Linked DNA regions of Homo sapiens: region 2 is linked to region 1. The links are chromatin loops, found by intact Hi-C in ENCODE. Cell type or tissue: sigmoid colon. All regions are shown on one strand. Each heading gives the region's core, and the rest is flanking DNA. Links, peaks and the distances in the headings are about the cores only.

Region 1 (9,796 bases), core at 2,912-6,911:
TTATGCAACATATGCAGATAAGAATCAAAGCTGAGGAAGTGAAGAGAATTCTAATCAGCTCACTACTAGTCCAGTTTGTCAAATTCTTTTGATTTATATCAAACACCTTCAAAGGCAGATTGCCAGCTATTAATTTTGAGTTCAGTCTTTTCCTTTAGTGTAGAGAATTCAGCCTTATACAGTCTATGGAGAATCTTTTTTGCTTTGGAGCTCCAAGGAAATTGTTGAGAACAAAATGCATCAAGAAAATCGAGAGGTTGGTGATTCATCCCTTGTGTCTTTGGAATTTCTGGCTGCATGTAAGGCTCATCCCTCCTTCCATTTCTCCTTTCTCTGCACCCACCAATTCTTCCTAGTGTTCACCCCAGCAGAACCTCCAAAGATACTCTTCAAAGCCTTTAACCATTATCTTGACTTACTGTCTACTTGGGGGCAGCAACCTACATCAACTGCTTGTATAAATTTCTCACAGTTAATGCCCCAGGTTAATTAAATATTTCCTGAGTATCTACTGTGTTCCAGACATGCATTAGGTCCCAAGGGTGCAAAGATGATTAAACCACAGTCCTTGCCTTCAAGTTGCTTATATTATAGTAGGGAGAGAAACATATACAGCCATGTGTTGCTTGATGATGGGGATGTGTTCCAAGAAATGTGTTATTAGGCAATTTTGCCATTGTGTGAACATCCTAGAGTGTACATACACAAACCTAGATGGTATAGCCTGCTACACACATGGCTATGTGGTATGGCCTATTGCTCCTAGGCTATAAACCTATACAGTATGTTATTGTACTGAATATCCTAGCAATTGTAAGCAATGATAAGCATTTGCACATCTCAACAGGTGTAAACATAGAAAAGGTGCAGTGAAAATACAGAATTGTAATCTTGTGGGACCACCATCGGATATATGGTCCCTTGTTGACCAAAACATTGTTTTGTGGTACTTGACTGTATGCATGTAACTATAATAGTGTAATAAGTGCTGTGATGACCTAGAGGAAACAGGTTAGATCTCATTAATAGGGTCAGAAAGCTCTTCCAAGAGAAAAGGATTTATAAATTTGGATGTAAAAAAGGGCCAGGAGGACATTCCCTCCCAGTGTGAGCTAAGGCACAAAGACATTAAACTATATGGCATAGTTAGGGAATAGTTGCTTGTTCAATAAAAATGCAGGATAGAATTCTAAGAAAGAGTTGGAAAGATGGTGGTAGCCCCGTTGGTTGTGGTCAAATTGCACAGGGTCGTGGAAGTATGTTTGTGCTGTAGATTGTAGGTATTATGAAGTGAAAGGGGATTTTTCACAGTGCCATGAAAGATCGCAGTTGAGTTTTGGAAACAGTGGCATGGCGGTGGAAAAAATTGCTACACATGAAAGGCCAAGGGCCAGGAAGGCTCTATGAGGCCATTGTAGTCATCCTGGAATGAAATTGTCAAGACAGAACCGAAAGAGCTGGGGGAGACCTCAAAGGGAAATGAAACCAGAAATTTAACTGGATGTGAGGCTAGAAGAAGAGAGAGGGATCAGAGATAGGAAGCAGGTTTGTTGGATGAGGAGAGGTAAGGAATGAGTTTCGTTTTAGACATGTGGAGTGTGAGGCGATTTGGAAATGTCTGTAAGCAATTGGAAATAAATAACTGTTCTAAGTCAGGAGATCTGCGCTAACAATATATATTTGGGAGACCCTGGTATATTGTAGTGATTTGAATAATAGAAACATAAGGTACCTCCCCGCTGCCTCAACAAGAGATTTGTAAAGATGAAAATGGAACCATGCATGGGGGAGGGAAGTCTGCATTTCTTTTTTTTTTTTTTTTTTTTTTTTGAGACGGAGTCTCGCTCTGTCACCCAGGCTGGAGTGCGGTGGGCGCAATCTCCGCTCACTGCTAGCTCCGCCTCCTGGGTTCATGCCATTCTCCCGCCTCAGCCTTCGAGTAGCTGGGACTACAGGTGCCCGCCACCACGCCTGGCTAATTTTTTGTATTTTTTTTTTTTAGTAGAGACGGGGTTTCACTATGTTATCCAGGGTGGTCTCGATCTTCTGACCTCGTGATCTACCTGCCTCGGCCTCCCAAAGTGCTGGGATTTCAGGCGTGAGCCACTGTGCCTGGCCAGAAGTCTGCATTTCTAAGAGCAATCAGCAGAAGCAGGGAAGAACAGTAAGAGTACAGGGACAGAAGTCAAAGGGGCAGAAAGTTTTGAGATGAAGGACGGGGCAGAAATGCTTGATGTTGAGATGTCAGGTAGCATGAGAACTGAATGGGGATCGTAGGATTCAGCAGTGAGGACACCACTGTGGCCTATGAAGGAATGGGCAATACCAGATGGCAGGGGGACCTGGTCTGGGAGTGTGATTTTTGGTGGTCACCGTGGGTCCTTTCCCAGGCTGGCTCCAGGCTTTACTCTAGCGGGAGCTGTCCTGCAGCGATTGGTTGGTAGGGATCAACCCCAGGACCCTCATCCACCCTGACCCTTGGTGCTTGTGGTCCCCAATTCCCCTATCATGACCATAGCCTGTTCTTGGATCCCAGCTGATAGGGATCAGATCCAAAAATTTCCTAATTTTACATCACAGGACTCTAGTTGGTCTTTTTTTATTGTTTAATTAAATTTTTTTTCTTGTACCCCAAATCATCACCAACTCTTTTCTCTCCACCCTGTCCACACTCAGTGGGTCACCATTCTCCCTATGGTGATGCCATTGCTGGCTGGTGTCCTCCCACTTTATCTTACATCTGCCCTGGGCACCAATGTCCAACCTGCTGCCATCACCTGTTGTGTGCCAAATAAAGTCTGAACTTGTTCTCAAGTGAAGGACATCTTCCTTTCCACTCATGTCCCCCATTTCTTCTCTGGACCCATGCTCCATCCTAGAAACAAATTTAAATTGTCCCCAGCTTGGGCTTTTCCACCTCATCCCTTTATTCCTCTCACTTGGCCTAGCTAGAATGTCTTCCTCTGTCTCTTCAGCTGTCTAAAGCCCACTCACCCAATTTGGCCCTGCAGACCTCTGCCACTTTCCCGGATCACCTCGCTGTCCAGGGTCTTCCCCAGCCCTGCAGTACTGCAGCAGCTGATTCACAGATGACACGTTGCACCACCTTGCTCAGTTGTAAAGTCTGAGAGCAGGGGTTCTTTGTGCATTCTACAGTGACTGTGAGTTCATGGTAACTACTGGGTAAATGTTGACCACATGAATGAATTGAGAAACACTAGGAGCTGTTGCCTAAATTTCCTGAGGTTTGGAGCCTTTGTAAGTATTTATTTAAAAAATTAATTCACAGAGCTGTGTCCCTGTCTCCCTCTCCTCTGTTCCTGGGGCCCCTCCTTCCCATTATTCTCAGTAGATGGTTTCTTTGAATTGGACCCATTGTCTCAGTTCAAGAAGAGGAAACAGACATGGAGAAAATCAGAGCTCCACCTCACCTATGAGGTGAGCACCCAAGAAGCTAAAATTAGGGAAAAAGTACGTCTTCTTCCCTCTGTTAGGTAGTTGTCTCTTTTCTCTTGGTCTCAACTGATTCCCTATGCACCCCCCACCCCCTGCATTTTTTTTCCTTCTCAATAATGTGGCAAGCAAGGAACAAAAGCTGAGAAAGAGATTTTAGGGAATGAACAGCCTACACCATGATTAGGGAGTAAAGGAGAGTCTAAGGCAGGAAGCCAGATCTCCCTGGCAGCGTGCCTGAATCGCCACCCCCAAACCCAAGGACACACACATATATGCAAACACATTCTCTCCCCAAATCTTGACAAGTGCAGCACCAGAAATAAATGAGCCTCCTTAAGTGCTAAAAGAAGACAGGGAAACAGTAAGGTGGATTTCACGTCCAAAAAGTTGCACATCTTTTAATTAGATAGTCTCGCTTGGAGATTTCTCTAACTTCAGAACCAATTTGAGACACTTACTAACATTCAGCTTTCACTTGGTGTCTGAGACTTTTAGGAACGCGACTGCAAAAAGAAGTGTTAACCTACATATGCGTGGAAAGTCATTTAAAAGGGCAATGAATTTGTAAATTAAGCCAAGTATTTCCAAATTCTAGATTTTTTAAAGTAACTTTGATGTTTAATCATAAGCATCTTGGGGACAGGGAGCAATAAGAATCTAGCATGTACTAAGTGTACACTACGTGTGCTGATAGGTTGATATCTAGGGCCCTGGACTCGTGGCTCCAGTTAGTGAAGAAGAGTTGGTTCACCTGTCTGAAATGATGAAGGAAAAGGTGGATCTGCACACTTCCTGAGGAGTATTATTCAACAATGCGCTGTGACCGGTATATGCTGTTGGATCCCTGACAGGCTTAGGTGACAGCTGAGTCGAAATAAAGGAGGGTCATGTACCGTCGGGAGGGATAGAAGTCAGCTCTGCAGTGAGATTTCTTCCACAGCTCTTTGGTGGCCAGTGATGTTAATTGGTCATCATGGTATCAGTGAATGATCCATTTTGAAGTTGAGCACTTCTCATTCAAGGGTAACAAGCACAGCAAAGGATGACATTTCCTATTTTTTAAAATAAGAAAATGTACCTATACAGATAAAAGCAAAGGAGACCAGAACTGGGTAAAGGCAGCGGTTCTAATGAGTTCTTTACTAATTCAGAGTTTAGTGGATTCAGATTGAAATAATTAATTGTTCAGCCCTGCTTGGCTGTTTAACAACAACCGTGTTAGTTTAATTGTTCCCATTCAAGATAAAGAATTGTGTAATAAGGGCCTCTGAAAAAATAATGCCATTTTAAGTTGAATTTTAATAAGTTCTATTAAATAAGTCACAAAGCCTTGTTATGGCACTTAGAAACTTCTGGCATTACAGAGTAAAAACCAAGTGTACTCAGTACATGTGTCAAACTTATTTATGAAAGAAAATTATTTATCCCAGCAGTGATTCAACAAGAAGGTGTGTAATGCTTTCTGGATGTCAAGAACCATTTTAAGAAGTTGCTAATGCTCTTCTGTATGGCCAAGAGGAAGAGTCTGAACAGAGCTCTGACCCTAAGAGTACATGCTGTTCCCAATGTTCAGACAAGTTGTGTTCCAAAAGCATTTGATTGTAAATGACTTGTCTGGCACTTGAGTTTCATTTTTCTAGAGATGGCGATGCAAATAGAAGCACTGAGCCCAGTGGTTTTATTAGGTTGGTGCAAAAGTAATTGCAGTTTTTGCTTTACTTTTAATGGCAAAAACCACAATTACCATTGCAATAACCTTGCCTAAAGGAGGCAGATCCGAGTGTCCCGGTGGTAGAGAGAGAAGCCTAGGCATCCTCAGCCCTGCAGATGCTAGGAGGGTTCTGGACATGCCCTGAGGTGCCAGGACCAGCCACTCATGGGAAAAGTGCAAAGTTTTTTGAGTAAGACCTAAATGAAATCCAGCTTTAACTCTGCCATCTTCCAGCTGTTTGTCTTTGGACAAGTTACCTGACTAAACATGTTTCTTCATCTAAAACAGAAAACATTGCACCAACTTACATGGCAGAACTGATGTTACCTAAGGTGCTTCCGTTCAAAGTGTCCAAACTCTCTGTCCTTGCAAACATGCTCCCTTTTGGCCTTAATCTTCTACAGCCAATCAATTACCAGGTTCTATAGTTTTTACCTCTTACATTTCTCTGGAACGTTTCCGTTTACCTCCACCCCATGACACTACCCTAGATCAGCCACGTCAGCATCTCTACCATAGGACCCTTAAATGTGCCCCACTCTCTCCTACCTTGACATTCTCCTTGCACCCAGTATTGTTTCCCTCTAATCCATTCTTGACAGGGCAAGAGCTGGAGAGCATTTTCAAATGCAAGCCTGATCCTGTGGCGCCTGCTTAAAATCTTTGTTTTTGTTTTTGTTTTTCTTCTCATTGCCCTTTGGATAAAAACCAAACTCCCTAACATGAATTTTAAAGCACTACTCACTATGCGGCCCCTGCCTCCATCTCATTCCTGACATTCCTCCGCCTCCAACCCCACATACTTGCTTTACTTAGTTATTTAAGTCTCTTCAGTGTACCACACTGGCCTCCTTTCTCGTATCCAGCCCTGAAACAGGAGATCCCTGGGCTGAGGACACTTTTCCTTCATTGTGCCCCCCTTGCTTCACCAGGCTAACTTCTGTATCCACTGCCCTCTGTGAAGGGCGTAGGCCAACTCTCACTGTTGGTTATTAGGATTCCAATTGCAACACCCAATACTTCTGTTAATGGCTGTTGTGATACCTCGGTTCTTGTCTTCTTAGTTTAAAAGAATTTAAACAAAAGACACACAGCAAAGGAGATGCGGCAGAGAGTCATTCACTGCAAAAGGAAAAGAGTATTTTGAAAGTTAGATGCAGAATAGACAGTATACCCTGAGAGAGAGAGTTCAGGGTGGGCTGCTTGCAAGGGTGAGGCAGTGTTGATTATTGCTAGAGAAACCCCCTTTGTGGGAGTCTTACATGATAATTCATAAGGAGTTGGGAAGAGGTGTTGCTAGTAAGCATGTTCTGGGTGGTCCTCTGGGTGCACATGCACTGTAGCTGTATGTTTGTGTTCATATATCACATGTCTCATTAGCATCTTAAATCTCCACCCAGGGGTGTGTTTTTTACTATAAATGAGCAAAGGGTCAGTTTGATGACAATTAAAATCAAAATGCACATGCCCTAGAGAAGGGACAGTCCCTCCTGAAGATAGCTTTGCTTAAATGAGCTCATTTATGATGTGAATGCCAAGGCTTATTGTGTTGGCTGTGAGGTCACCACCAATGCTGCATCCCGAGAACATGGTCACTTCCTTGACTAACTATCCTGCCTCACTTCCCCTCTCAAAATACTTTATTGTAATTCTAGCTTAGTTCTCTGGTTTACCTGTAGGTTAAAGGGCTGGCACAGTAAGGCAAGGTAGTAGTAAGACTGCAGGTTTTGAACTGCCTAGGTTAGATTTTAGGCTCTGCTCCATATTTGCTTGTGAAATGACTCATCATCTGTAAGCCTCAATTTCCTCACCTGTAAAATGGGTGGAAATGATGCTGCCAATCTTATAGAGTTATTCTGTGAGTTAAATGATGTAATATATATACATACTGATGCACACAGATGCATATATGTTCATATATAAAAGGTCTAAGTGCATTGACTGGTGCATAAAAATGCCTTCAATAAAAATAAATGTCTTTCAAAAAATGCCTTAAAAATACACATACAATGGATACTTACTAAATACTTACAGGCTTTTATTGTTTTGTTTTGCTTTTTAAAGCAAGGTATTCCTGAGACTGTTTTCTTGTGAGCCCTTTGTCTCTTTTTCTTCATTTTCCATTAGCTGGATAAGATCAGAGTCTCAAAGTGAAAAGTGTTAACACTGTGTTTGCTTCCCTATTTGCTCATTTTTTCCCTCCAATCTATGTAGCCTTTACGTATGACATAAAGATGTGCAGTAGAATGCGGGTGGGTAAAGAAAATATTATATTCACAAAATGTGTTCTCCAGCCAACCAGTAAGGCATCCCTTTCTTACTAGTTATAGGCTCTGCTTCTGCCCTTGTCTTTAATCCTTTTCTATTTCTGAGCCCCTTCCTTAGAGGCTACTGGCTGAGGAAGTCTAATGTGATGAGGTCCGAGCGTGAAGTTCACTCAGCAAAGACAGGATGGTGGCATGCAAGCAAATTAAAGCATTCTCAGCTTTCCAGTTCACTCTCTCTGCAAACAAACAAACAAAAATTCATAGCTTTTTAGGTTTCTATTTTTAGGAGTTGCCAAATACATTTCAAAAGCAAAACTACAAATTAATGCAGCATGGGGTATGTGACATTTTTTAAGGTCTTTGGAGGAGATGACAAAACAAGGAGCTTCCCACTTTCCAGGGTTGTAAGTTTTTGGGAAAACATCAAGTGCGAAAAATCAATAAACATCCTACCTTGCCACTGAATTGTGTGAGGGTTTCCTGATTACCTGGTAGTCACCAGGCTTTAGAAGAGTTATTGTCATTTCGATTTTCAGATGAGTCACTGGATCTCTTGCCCCCAGGGCCACTTCATTATGATTCAGTGCAAAGTACTGACAGCACTGGGGCTTCCGGAAGGGAGTGGTGTCGGGATGGGGGTTGCTGTTGGCAAGAGGCTTAATTGACACCTTTGATGTAGCCTAAGACAGAACCTGCACCTCCCACTGCTGCTTGGGAGACGTCAGCTTTACGCAGAAAAGGCATCTGCTGATGAATCCTGCATCTCATTCAGCCTGCTCTGGGAGCAGCCTTAGCCATCCTTAAACTCATCCAACCGATTCCCATTTCCGCGGGTGCTTGGCTTAGTGCTGAGACGGGATTCCGCCGTTGGTATTCAGGTCCAACACTAAGACTGTGTCCATGTTAGAACTCATAGAAGGTAAGTGAAATGCATTGCTGCTCTCCCTTGTGGAAAGCATTTATTTTGCACCCTCAAGAATCTATGTGTCTCCTGGTTAATTCTACTTCACTGACTGTGGGGCTGTAATGCCATTTTTACAGGTAAAATAGAGGTGACCTGATACATCTTTATAAAACCATGTCTTTAAGTGTTTCATCTGTTGTTAGAGATGATGTTACTTAGAGAAAAGAATGGCTTACTTGAGTTCTGTGGCTTTAGTTCAGTTTAGTGAAAATGTGCATAAAACTCTTGAGAACTGGGTAGAATTCCAGTGATTTGAACTTGTTAGCAGTTTTTCTTTTCAAAGGCAGCAAAGAGAAACTGTGAGGAGTTTCTCAGCGTCTGTGGCCAATGACTGTCCTGTTCAAGGCAGGTCCATCACAATCAGCCTAGGGGGATGGACAAGACACAGGTGGATGCAGGACATTTTTCTAGAAGTGAGTTATTAATTATACAAATACAGTGATCTATTTATCAGGTCACTGGAATGTCACTGGTGATCTGTGCTTATATTTATTCCTGCTGGGTAGTACTAGGTAGCTAAACTGAAGAGTTAAGGATTAATCTCATTGAAAATGTCTCAGGACCATACATTCCTAAAGTCCCTGCTGGCACAGTTAAAGACATCATTAATACATTCATCAGGAAAGTTGTGAAAGGTACATCTTAAAAAATAATTCTGTAACCTGCTGCTCTATGAAACACAGGATTTACAAAACTGTGACTCTCTGAAGGTTACTTCCCCAAAGCTGTTCCTCAGTGTACATATGGAAGGGTGTCTAGAGTTCTAGTAGATGGCTCTCTATATAATTGTTTATTTCTTGCAGAAGATGATTTGTCATGAAAATTATTTAACGTGCCATTTTTCTCTGTGTGTGATTCTTTGTATTTCTAGTTAATGGAACCCCTGGTAGTCAGCTCTCTACTCCGCGCTCAGGCAAGTCGCCAAGCCCATCACCCACCAGCCCAGGAAGCCTGCGGAAGCAGAGGGTAAGGAAATAAGCAAGCTGCTTGTTTCAGACCTGTCTCAGCCTTGGTGCAGACAGGTACAGGTGCCAGCAAATCGTGCTGCTCGTCTCTAGGCGATATCTAAGCTAGAACAGGAGGTGACCAATGAGGGGTTGCTTATTGCTTTGGTTTAGCTAGAACTCAGGGCTTTTAGCTTCTCTGTAACCTTGTCCAAATCTTAACTCTGAGAAGAATGCACCTTTGCTACTTCACTTTTACATACTCTCCTCTTTCTGTTCTGAATGCACAGGCTTTATTAGCACTAGTTTGTAAGCCTTCTTAGTTGTGATGAGTTTGATTAGATATCACCATTAAGGGAAAGAAGAAGTGCTGTGAATGGAGGGGAGGGCCCTGGTGGAAAATTGCTTATGGTATGGATGGGGCCCCAGAGCAGCAGAGGGTCCATGAGGTAGG
Region 2 (9,796 bases), core at 2,007-6,006, 78 kb after region 1:
GCTCTGCAGAGTGAGAACGCTGTCCCCGGGGACAGCCAGAGCATGGTTGGCAGCCAGGGCAGATGCTCCACCCACTCCAGAGGCTCCCTCTGTAACACAGAATTTGGGGGATTCAGTTTAACACATCGAAAAGTCATAGATTTAAACTTCAAAACCACTCAAACTGTGATTAGAGAGAAGTCTCAGGAAAGTAGTTAGGATTGGTCTTGCAGTTGTACCTTGTACCCAAGCATGAGCTATTAGGCCATAGGCTCAAAAGATGAGTGATACTATGCCTGTTGTGGCGTGAAGGTCACCAAGGGTCATTGGAAAGAACATGGGAATGGTGAAACATCTGCATTACATTTCCCAACTCAAACAGGTTGCTCACTGAGGTTTTATTTTCTTTTATTTTGTTTTCAGAGGCCCCTTAAGAGAGGATTCCAATGACATATAAGTCTTTTTAAAATTTAGCTTACTTATTACTAAAAATGAGAAAATGTCATGGCATTCCAAGTCTTAATCATTGAGTGTAAACTGAAGAGAGATTTTAACATTTTCCTAAGATTCCTGATGATTCTAGATTGACTGAAAATTGTGTAGTATCATATTTATTCTGCCCTTGCCTCAGAATCTCTTTCCCTCATTTTGACTTAAAAGTAAACATCTATGCTCTTTTCTACATATTCATTCCTGCCATACTTTGTGAATGCTCCTTAGTGAGGTTCATTGAGAGGATAGAGGCTTTATGAGGTATAAATGCACAGGAAATCATACATAAAGAACGTAATTATAAGTATCAACACACCTTTTGCTAAGAAAGGGTGTAAGTATTCATAGGCTGAAATAAACAATTCTCAAATATATGTCAGACACATGACACTTTTAGAAATTAAACAGTCTTGGAGGCTGGGCGCGGTGGCTCACACCTGTAATCCCAACACTTTGGGAGGCCGAGTTGGGTGGATCACCTAAGGTCAGGAGTTCAAGACTAGCCTGGCCAACATGGTGAAACCCCGTCTCTACTAAAAATACAAAAAATTAGCTGGGCATGGTGGTGGGCACCTGTAATCCCAGCAACTCAGGAGGCTGAGGCAGGAGAATCATTTGGGCCCGGGAGGCGGAAATGCAATGAGCCGAGATCACACCACTGCACTCCAGCCTGGGCAGCAAGAGCGAATCTCCGTCTCAAAAAAAAGTCATGGAGATTGAGATTCAATTAACTTAATTAAAGATTGGCAGCCCAGTGTACAGAGAGAGTGTGGCTTTGGAGTCAAGAAGCCCTGGGTTTGGATCTAGTCCGCCCCATTTCCTGCAGTAACCTTGGGCGAGTTACATTCTCTGTCTGATTTTCCACACCTACGAAAAGGTGAAGAGTGTTATCCACCTTCCAAATTTGTGGTGAGAATTAAATTAGCTGCTTGTGCAAAAGTGCTTTCACACACCCCAGCCCAAAGAAGAAACTAAAAAAAAAAAAATTTGCTTTCTGTTTCCCTCACTTCCAAGAGCAAATCACCCACTCCACAGATTTTCCTGAGAAAACTGATGTCTCTCCAGAGAGAGGCATTTGTTACTAAAGTAGAATCATAAACTGTTTTAATGCTCTGATTAGAGTAAACCGCTCAGTAATGTATATGTTTATATTTCTTGTGAGCATTTGCGGCATTATGTTTTACCTGAAGTAGCTATAGCCAAAAATTCTGATGAAGTATAAGTTTAAAATGTGATCCTCTAGGACAGGGCTTGGCAAACTATGGCCAATGGGCCAAATCTAGCCCACTTCCTTTTTTTGTAAATAAAGTTTTATTGGAACACAGTCACACACATTCATTTACAAACTGTCTATGGCTGCCTTTGCCCTACAGCAGCAGAGTTGAGTAGTTGAGTCAGAGAAACATGTGGCTTGCACAACTTAAAGTATTAACTATCTGGCCCTCTCCAGAAGAGTTTTCCAACACCCTTTCTAGGGGGAAAATATGTCTAAATTAAAAGGCACCATCTGTACAAATGCAAATTCCACAAGAACAGGATTAGGGCTTGTTAAAAACTATGTCTCCACTGCCTAGTAGAAGAGGCCTTCAATAAATATTTGTTAAGTTAACAAATAAATGATTGAACTCTCCGAAGAAGGGACCATTTTTTCACTGATTTTTTCAGGATAGACATGTTTTTGAAGAATTTGGGATACATCAAAGTTTGGGCAATCAAATCACATATGAGATGCTCTAAAATAACATCCCACTTTTAGCAATCCAGGACTAAGCTTTTTGGCAAGGTTAAAATGGTTTCTGCAATTAAAGGAACTATCCCTGACTTACTTGCTTTGTAGGCACTAAATTTTCATAGATTTTCTTAAGGCAGACTGTGCTTTTGGTTCATGTTTAGTTTACTGATATGATGGAGAACAAACATGGCAATTCCGCTGAGGTTGGGCTCCTATAAGAAAATCAGGGGCTGTCGGGCAGAGGAAGCACACAAATTTTGTCCTGAGCTCAACCGCCACCAATTGGCTGTAATTTTAACTGTCTGATGGGAGGCCATCAGAAACCCACTGCAGAGCTAGGCCAATTTAAGACTCTATTAAGAACCAGGTCAGCAGGAGAAGCCTATGTTTAAGATTAGTAGTGCAGAAGCATAAGGTCAGCTCTCCCAGGAAAATGGGGAATAATATTTAAGATAGTCTTGCCAAGAAAGTAAGCAGCTTGGAAGGCTACTCAGTTGCATCCCAAGAAGGCCTCCTTTTGCCATTTTGATGGTCATCTTTAAGAAAAGCCATGCCCTGTCTTCAGATACTGTGTCATTTCTGGCAAGACCTCAAAAGGATATGAAAGCAAAACAAAACAGAACTGCAATAAGCCTGAGAGTAAGCCCAATAAAATGAGGAGGGTGGATATTTCAATCGATTTGTCAGTTTAATTTTACTAGCAAGCAAAACATTTCCAAACTGACAAGCAAATCGTAATGTAGTCCCCACAGAGTAAGGGTAAGCAAAAGAAAGGGTTCCTGAGATTAATGTCCCAGCAGCTGCATCCCCAGTTCAGTCTCCTAGGTAGCATGAATAATGGATGGGCTAAAAGGCAAAATGCACAATAATGTTCTTTTATTAATGAAATGAAGACTATATGTGATGGCTAGCAATAAATTAAGAAAAGCAAAAAAGGAAAAGCAGTCAATGTTTGCCTCTGAAAAATGCAGTTACTTAAATCCAATAATTACTGCCATGACAGAAACCATTGCCTCACAATGAAAGTGAGTACATCTCTTGTGAATCCTGCAAGCATTGCGGAACAGAAACATGTTTGGTCCATAGACTGTAAGGCCTATTGTTTGCTAAGAGAAAAACATAACCCATTAAGTAGATTGATGGTGATATTAAGAATATTCATAGAATTTCATAGGTGAAAGTTTCCCTAGGGATTATGCACAATAACCCCCTTTCAGTCTATGGACCTGGAAATTGGGGCTCGATGTGGTTAGAAAACATGTCCAAGGTCACATAATTAGCTGAACTAGGACAAAAAGCTAATTCTCCTGACTTCCACCTACTGCTGCTTCCAAGGGGATTAAACTTAAGCTACCAGACAAGACAAGCATAGAGACGTGGGGTGACTCAGACCGGCAAAACCTAAGCTAATGCTTCAATTCATGTTCTTGATTATTCCTGACCTTCCTCCTCTATGCTATGTTTTTCCTTTAACGTTAGACATACCAGATGGGTAGTTCATATGTCTTTATACTGATTTTCCCAATTTAATGTCAGAACGAAGGATTTAAACTATCTGAGCACATGTGGAGGATACTGTCATTTCATTGTAACAGAAGAGGCCACAGGCCAAATTCAGTAGATGTATCCTTTATGGGAATAAATCTGATAATAGGCAAGCACTGTCTTTTATTTATGTATGCCTGGTGTTACGGCAGGCACCAACACGATGGGGATGGATTTCCCTAAGATTTTCAGCTACCACATGTGCAGCCACCTGAGTTGCTGAGATAGCTGGCATTATTTTACCGTTCCTCTGCTTTCACACTTGATCTAGCATCTGCTAAGGGCTTTGTGATAAGCCAGGGCTTACAGATTGTGGTAGGAATATGCGGTGTTTCTTCTGGATAGGGCAGGTTTATATTAGTCCATTTCTCTATACCATTTTATTTAATCAACCATGTGTTCTCTCTTTACCAGCTTCCCCCAAGCCATCATTACTCAGCTCTCACCCAGTACCCAGCATGGCAGTCACTATTGTGCACATATCTGAAGTAACTAGGTTAGAGCTGCATCCTTGGTTACCACTGGTCAACTCCAGAATCTCAAGAGATTTCTTGCTTACCTCTAACCTGTGATAATTAGCACCAAAATGTGATAATGCACTCTTCAGAGTCTCTTAGGATCTCTTAGTGAAGTGGTAACTTACTAAGGAAACACTTGGGAATTCTACTGCAAGCCTATTCATGTAGGTTCCAACAAAGCTACAAACTGTGAACAAAATAACTAATAAAATAATAAATCTGTTAGGAACTCTTAAGTGTTCATGGAGCCTCAAGCCTATACCTGAGGACATACTTAATTTACAAAAATAGGCGTTCTGAAGAGACCCTATTTGCTTGATGTCTGGGGATTTTTTTGTGATTGATAAAGAGTAAAGCTAGCCATACACACACACACAAAATCAAGTTGACTCTTGAGGACTCCCCTGCCTAAAAAAATAGTAAAGCTGCCTTTTAGAAATGGTTGAAAGGGCTCACACTCTGAAGTTGTGATGCAGGATTTCAGAGGAACAAATTATGTTTCAAATGCTTTTTTTTTTTTCAGGGGCGGGGAAGAAATTTTCAATTGGATTACATGTTTTATGAGTATACCTTGTAAAAATTATATATTAGCCTACAGTGCTATTTCCTTGGTAACTTCATCTGTCCCAAACTGCATATATGGGCTACAGAATTCAATTGGAAAAGATGAACTGCATATATTTTAGAGTCAAGTTAATTTTGTAGCCACAAACTTCTAAACATCATACATGACAGTGTTTAGTATGATAAGAAATTAGACCACAATAAATGCTTGTAGGATGAGTGAATTCATAAGAGAATTTTAACTTTATCTGACATAAGAATTTGGTCATATTTGAAGCATAAGTTATAGTCTTAAATATTGACTCTTAATACTTTTTACTTCTTTTTTGTGTTGGAGTTGCTTTGAATTCTATTTTTTGCTATTGTTATTATTCAGAAAGTATATAGTCCCCTAAAATAATGCCGTATTCACTAAGAAATGTTTAATACACACTTAATATGTGTGCCACAGTCTACTAATCATCTGGAAAATGCAAAGAAGTTTCAAATTCTACCATAGAGTAGTTGGCAAGGTATTTGGGGAATATGCAAAGAAAAATAATAGAAGGTCAGTGTGCAATTAATTCCCAAAAGTTTGGTCAAAACAATTCTTGCCTAAGGAGTTTAGGAAGAAAATATATGGTACAGGTGGTAAAATTTGATCAAGTCTTCAAGAATAAATAAATTGGCCGGGCGCAGTGGCTCACACCTGTAATCCCAGCACTTTGGGAGGCCGAGGCAGGTGGATCACCTGAGGTCAGGAGTTCGAGACCAGCCAGGCCAACATGGTGAACCCCTGTCTATACTGAAAATACAAAAATTAGCCAGGTGTGGTGGTGGGTGCCTGTGAACCCGGGAGGTGGCGGTTGCAGTGAGCCAAGATTGTGCCACTGCACTCCAGCCTGGGCAACAAGAGTGAGACTCCGAGAAAATAAAAATAAATAAATAAATAAATTTGAGTGGGCAGAGAGAGAAAGAGAGGTAATTTCATGTTGGCGAGTACCTTGAACCAAGAGGTAGATGTGAGAATGATTAAAGTACATTCAGAGATACATCAGTTTGGACTGTTTTTATGGCAAGTGAAGAAAACCAAAACCAAACTGGCTTAAGTGAAAAAGGAAATGTATTCTTTTACATAGCCTGAAAGATTCACAGGTTGAGTCTGAGTTCAGTGATGGATGGATCCAGCACTCAGTTAATGCTTGGTTTCTTGACATCCTCCAACCCTGCCTCCCTGTGTTGGCTTTAGTGTTGGACTTCACATGGTTCCCAGGATGGGAGAAGCAGCTCCAGGCCTGCCAGTCTCTCAAAATTGGGATTCATTATAAATGTGAAGTTCCAGCAAAAGTCTTACCATGTCCTATTGATGGGGTCGGGTGCCCATCTTGGGCCATTCATGGGTATTGGGGAATGCAGTAAACTCAGGCTTACTCCTGAGTCACAAGCCCACCCCAACCCTACTCCCAGAGATAGGAGTAGGGTCAACTTCATCAGGATCATGGAATGTGGGAGTGAGGAGGTATGCAAAGGGAAATTAAGGTATAGTTAACCATAGGCAGAGTAAACAGATGCTGTGCTTGAAAATCAAGTGTCCAGTAAAGGAAGACAATGAGTCTACTGATGCCATAGGATCATTTTGAGTAATAATAGGTATACACCCTGGAAGTTTTTATTGGAAGCACATTGCAAAGGCTGGGACAAGGAATTGGGCTTTATGAGGAGCTGTAAATAAATTGGACCTTGTAGAAATTGACCTGACAGCTGTGTGCAGAATGGACCGGAAGGTGGGTGCTCCAGAGAGAAGCAGATCACCTCTATTGTACTTTCTCATATCTCAAAAGCCACAAAGTTTTTGAAGAGAGAGAAACAGATCACTTCCATTATACTTTCCCATCTTTCAAATGCCACAAAGTTCGTAGAATATCTACTGTGTGCTGTGAACTGTGGAAAACACAGAGACGATGTCCAACGCTTGACCTTGGTCCTCCAAAGAGTCTACAAAGTGGTAGGGAAAACAGTTAATTAGGATCAATTATGGTGCAGGCAGGATGAACAACGATAATGGTACTAGACTGTCATGGAAACAGAGAAGGAAGAAGTTCCTAAAATACTTTCTCTAAGCAGAGTGGGCGGGGGCCCAGAAGGAGAGACCTGTAGTCAGAGACACCCTCTGGAACATCTCTGAGAGCAGGTCAGTTGGGAATCCTCAATGCTGGTTTGAGAATATTATGAGGACCTGAGGGGTGGAAAACTGCACCTCTGTCATCAGACTCAGGTCTCCTTAGGAATTTATGAGCATCAAAATTCAGAATGTGTACACGGGATTGTGTACATGGTGGATCCTATCTGCTCTACAAAGAGAAGTTTCTCTGATCATCAATGTGGAGAAGCCACTGTCTTTTGGTCTTTGATACTACCTGTGGCCAATGTCTTTCCCTAGCTCATGCTGGCTGGGAACAGAGAAGGGTTGAGCTGCTGGGAGTGCAGTGACTTTAATTTATCATTTCAATAAACTTCAGAGTAAATGGGAAGAAACTGCTTGGGCTTTGCACAGGAGAAGACTGAGTTCTGTTCCTAGTTAGCAATGCACATGGGCAAGTCTCTCCACATGCCTAGGTCTCAGTTTCCCTGCCTGTAAAGACAGAACATTGGACAAAAATGCTTTATAAACCCTCATTCAACTTTAAGAGTCTGCAAATCCAATAGAGACAACCTTGAACCACTCATGACACATGCCCATGACCGTGATATATTTCCAAGAATACGTGTCATGAGGATCCTGGGGATCCATGCACCTGAAAGCTCAGGAGCATTTGTGCATGAGGTCTTATCTACAAAGGTGAACATTTAGAAAGCTGCTGAGTAGGGAAATCTGTAGGAGTGGCCAGAACTGACTACTTCAACAGGGACAGGGGAAGGGCTTTCTAGGCAGGACAAGTAAGGAAGAGAATATAATTGTTCTTACAAGGATTTGCAGAAATGAAGGTGAAAGTGAGCGTGAGGGGACCATCCAAGCATGGGCTCAATATTAAGTGCCACCAGCTTCTGCATAAACTGAATTACAGTATTTGTGGAGAATGGTGTATTTCAGTGGCTGCAGCCAAGAGTGTGAAGTATTGAGTGGATAATGGGGAAATGAAGTAAATATCAAGAAGGTGCCAGTGAAACTGAAGGAAAGAGGGAAAGTACTGAGTTAAATTCTAATGTGAGCTTTGTGCACATTGCTTTTCTATGACCTGCAGTTACTTGATTTTAAAACAGTGTCTTACATCAAATTGTAAACAAAAGAACACCTTACATTTCTGGGAGTCTTGGCTGTTTAGAAAGCATTTGCACATCCATTTCTACCTACAGCAACTCTGTGAGAGTGGAAAGGTGCTTCTTATTTAAAAGATGAGAAACCTGGGTGGATGGTCAGCAATGGACAGAGTGGGACGCAAAATCCCTGACCACAAACCTGATGTGCTTTTCTTCCCCACATCTGACTGCCTCTGTTCACAAGTCAGAATTCATTCCAATGCCAATGACTTTTTTCTTTCTCAAGGAGGTAGAAATAGAAAGATTTTTTATGGCCAAGAGGTGTTTATATTACTTTTGGATTAACTACAAAATGCTTTTTATGTAAGACAGACTAAATAGACGTCTGTTTTTTTTACAAACATTCAACTCTACACAAACAGAACATTTCAGTTTGCTTTGAAAGCAAAATACCATGTGTCGTAACTTTACAATGTTTTAAATAAAGTTAGGAATTTGGGTTTATGATACTGAAAATATCATAAAATCAATAGGTTTAAGACTAAGAACTATATGAGGATCCTTAAAAATTCAACAAGAATCAAAGGTAGACGTTTCAACAGACCAGTTACTGAATCATTGTATTAACAATCTAGTGAGACAAGAAGTGAATTATTGAAGTTTATCTTCCTCATTGGTTTGTAACCCTGTTCATTCAGTGTGTGGATAGTTTCTGAAGTAGAGCAGTTCAGCCTAACGAAGCCATTTACTGTACTGGTTCTACACACTGCCTCTCTTTATCTCTTTATTACTTCATTTTGGAACTTTGATTGGCCTATTTTAGATCTAAGATTGCCCTAATGCTATACTGCAATTGTATGAGGGGCTTAGTTTTCACTTTGTTCTCAGAACCAGGCTGGCTGTAAATTTATCTCTGTTCTTTGAAGGAGCTAACAGTAAATTTTCAAGAGGAAAAATGGTGGCATATATCCCTGTAGAAGAAAAGTAATCTCTTAAAAGCAGAATAACCTCCAGGCTACATCCTTTTTAAGGGGGATTTTCAAATAAGAACGCCTTCAACTTTTATATGTGTTCTATATTTTTCTTCAGACCTCATACCTACTCTTCTGCTTTCTGTGTAAGGTTTCTCTGTAATGACCCCATTTTTCCCCCACACCCATTAAATCTGTGATGAAGTCATGCTGTCCCCCATTCTGATGTCATGATAACATCCAGAGCTACAGGCAGATAACACATCCGGGGAATCATCGGAGGTCTCCTCAGGAAATTGAGGCATAGAGACTGGGAGTTGGAATACCTACAAAATTGAATCTCAGTTTCATAAATTACCAAATACTATGATGAAAATGAACTTTGTAAAGTGAAATCCGTGGGAAGGTTTCCACTTGGTTTAATTGCATTCAAAGCAGTGTTCAATTTCAGGCATTGGTTTCATTAAAATTAAACCAATCCTTCCCAGAAATTCAGCCACACTCCCTCATCAACAGATAATAAGATCATTTAGAGTGAGGAGGTGCTAAAAGAACAGGATGAGCCGTGGCTCCGTTTCCATGTCTGACTGACAACTTCATCACCTTTCATCTGTATTATGCAGCTACCCTGAGCTGCATGTTAATTGAAGTTGCCCAGGGAGCATTTTTACACACAGGACTCAGGCACCCCTTTTCAGAGAAGGTGGGAGTGTCCTCTGGCTAGCCTAGGAGCCACCAAGGGTAAATAAATGTGCAGC

What was found. A loop is a pair of places that touch in the nucleus more often than their neighbours do. Peaks named below come from ENCODE experiments on the same cell type or tissue, not always from the same donor. Only the 100,000 strongest peaks of a DNase experiment are listed, where the experiment ranks them.
Region 2: a loop joins it to region 1, with 7 times the contacts of the local background. A loop is called at or near these places in 1 of 110 quality-filtered maps.

The regions. Positions count from the first base shown.
Region 1 is chr13:35,854,067-35,863,862 of GRCh38, reverse strand. DCLK1 (doublecortin like kinase 1) reads left to right here. Exons shown (of 17, transcript NM_001330071.2): 6 at 9,270-9,364. LOC105370163 (a long non-coding RNA gene) reads right to left here and starts at 5,798. Exons shown (of 3, transcript XR_941855.3): 1 at 5,717-5,798. RefSeq lists enhancers at 4,766-5,305, 5,848-6,387, 7,122-7,994, 7,339-8,538, 7,995-8,868. In sigmoid colon, for the core only: no CTCF peak of the experiment used is centred there; a DNase peak (open chromatin) is centred at 4,984.
Region 2 is chr13:35,774,976-35,784,771 of GRCh38, reverse strand. All of the region lies in intron 16 of DCLK1 (doublecortin like kinase 1), which reads left to right. Among named protein-coding and RNA genes, the nearest start is that of LINC00445, 82 kb to the right of the region's middle. In sigmoid colon, for the core only: no CTCF peak of the experiment used is centred there; no DNase peak of the experiment used is centred there.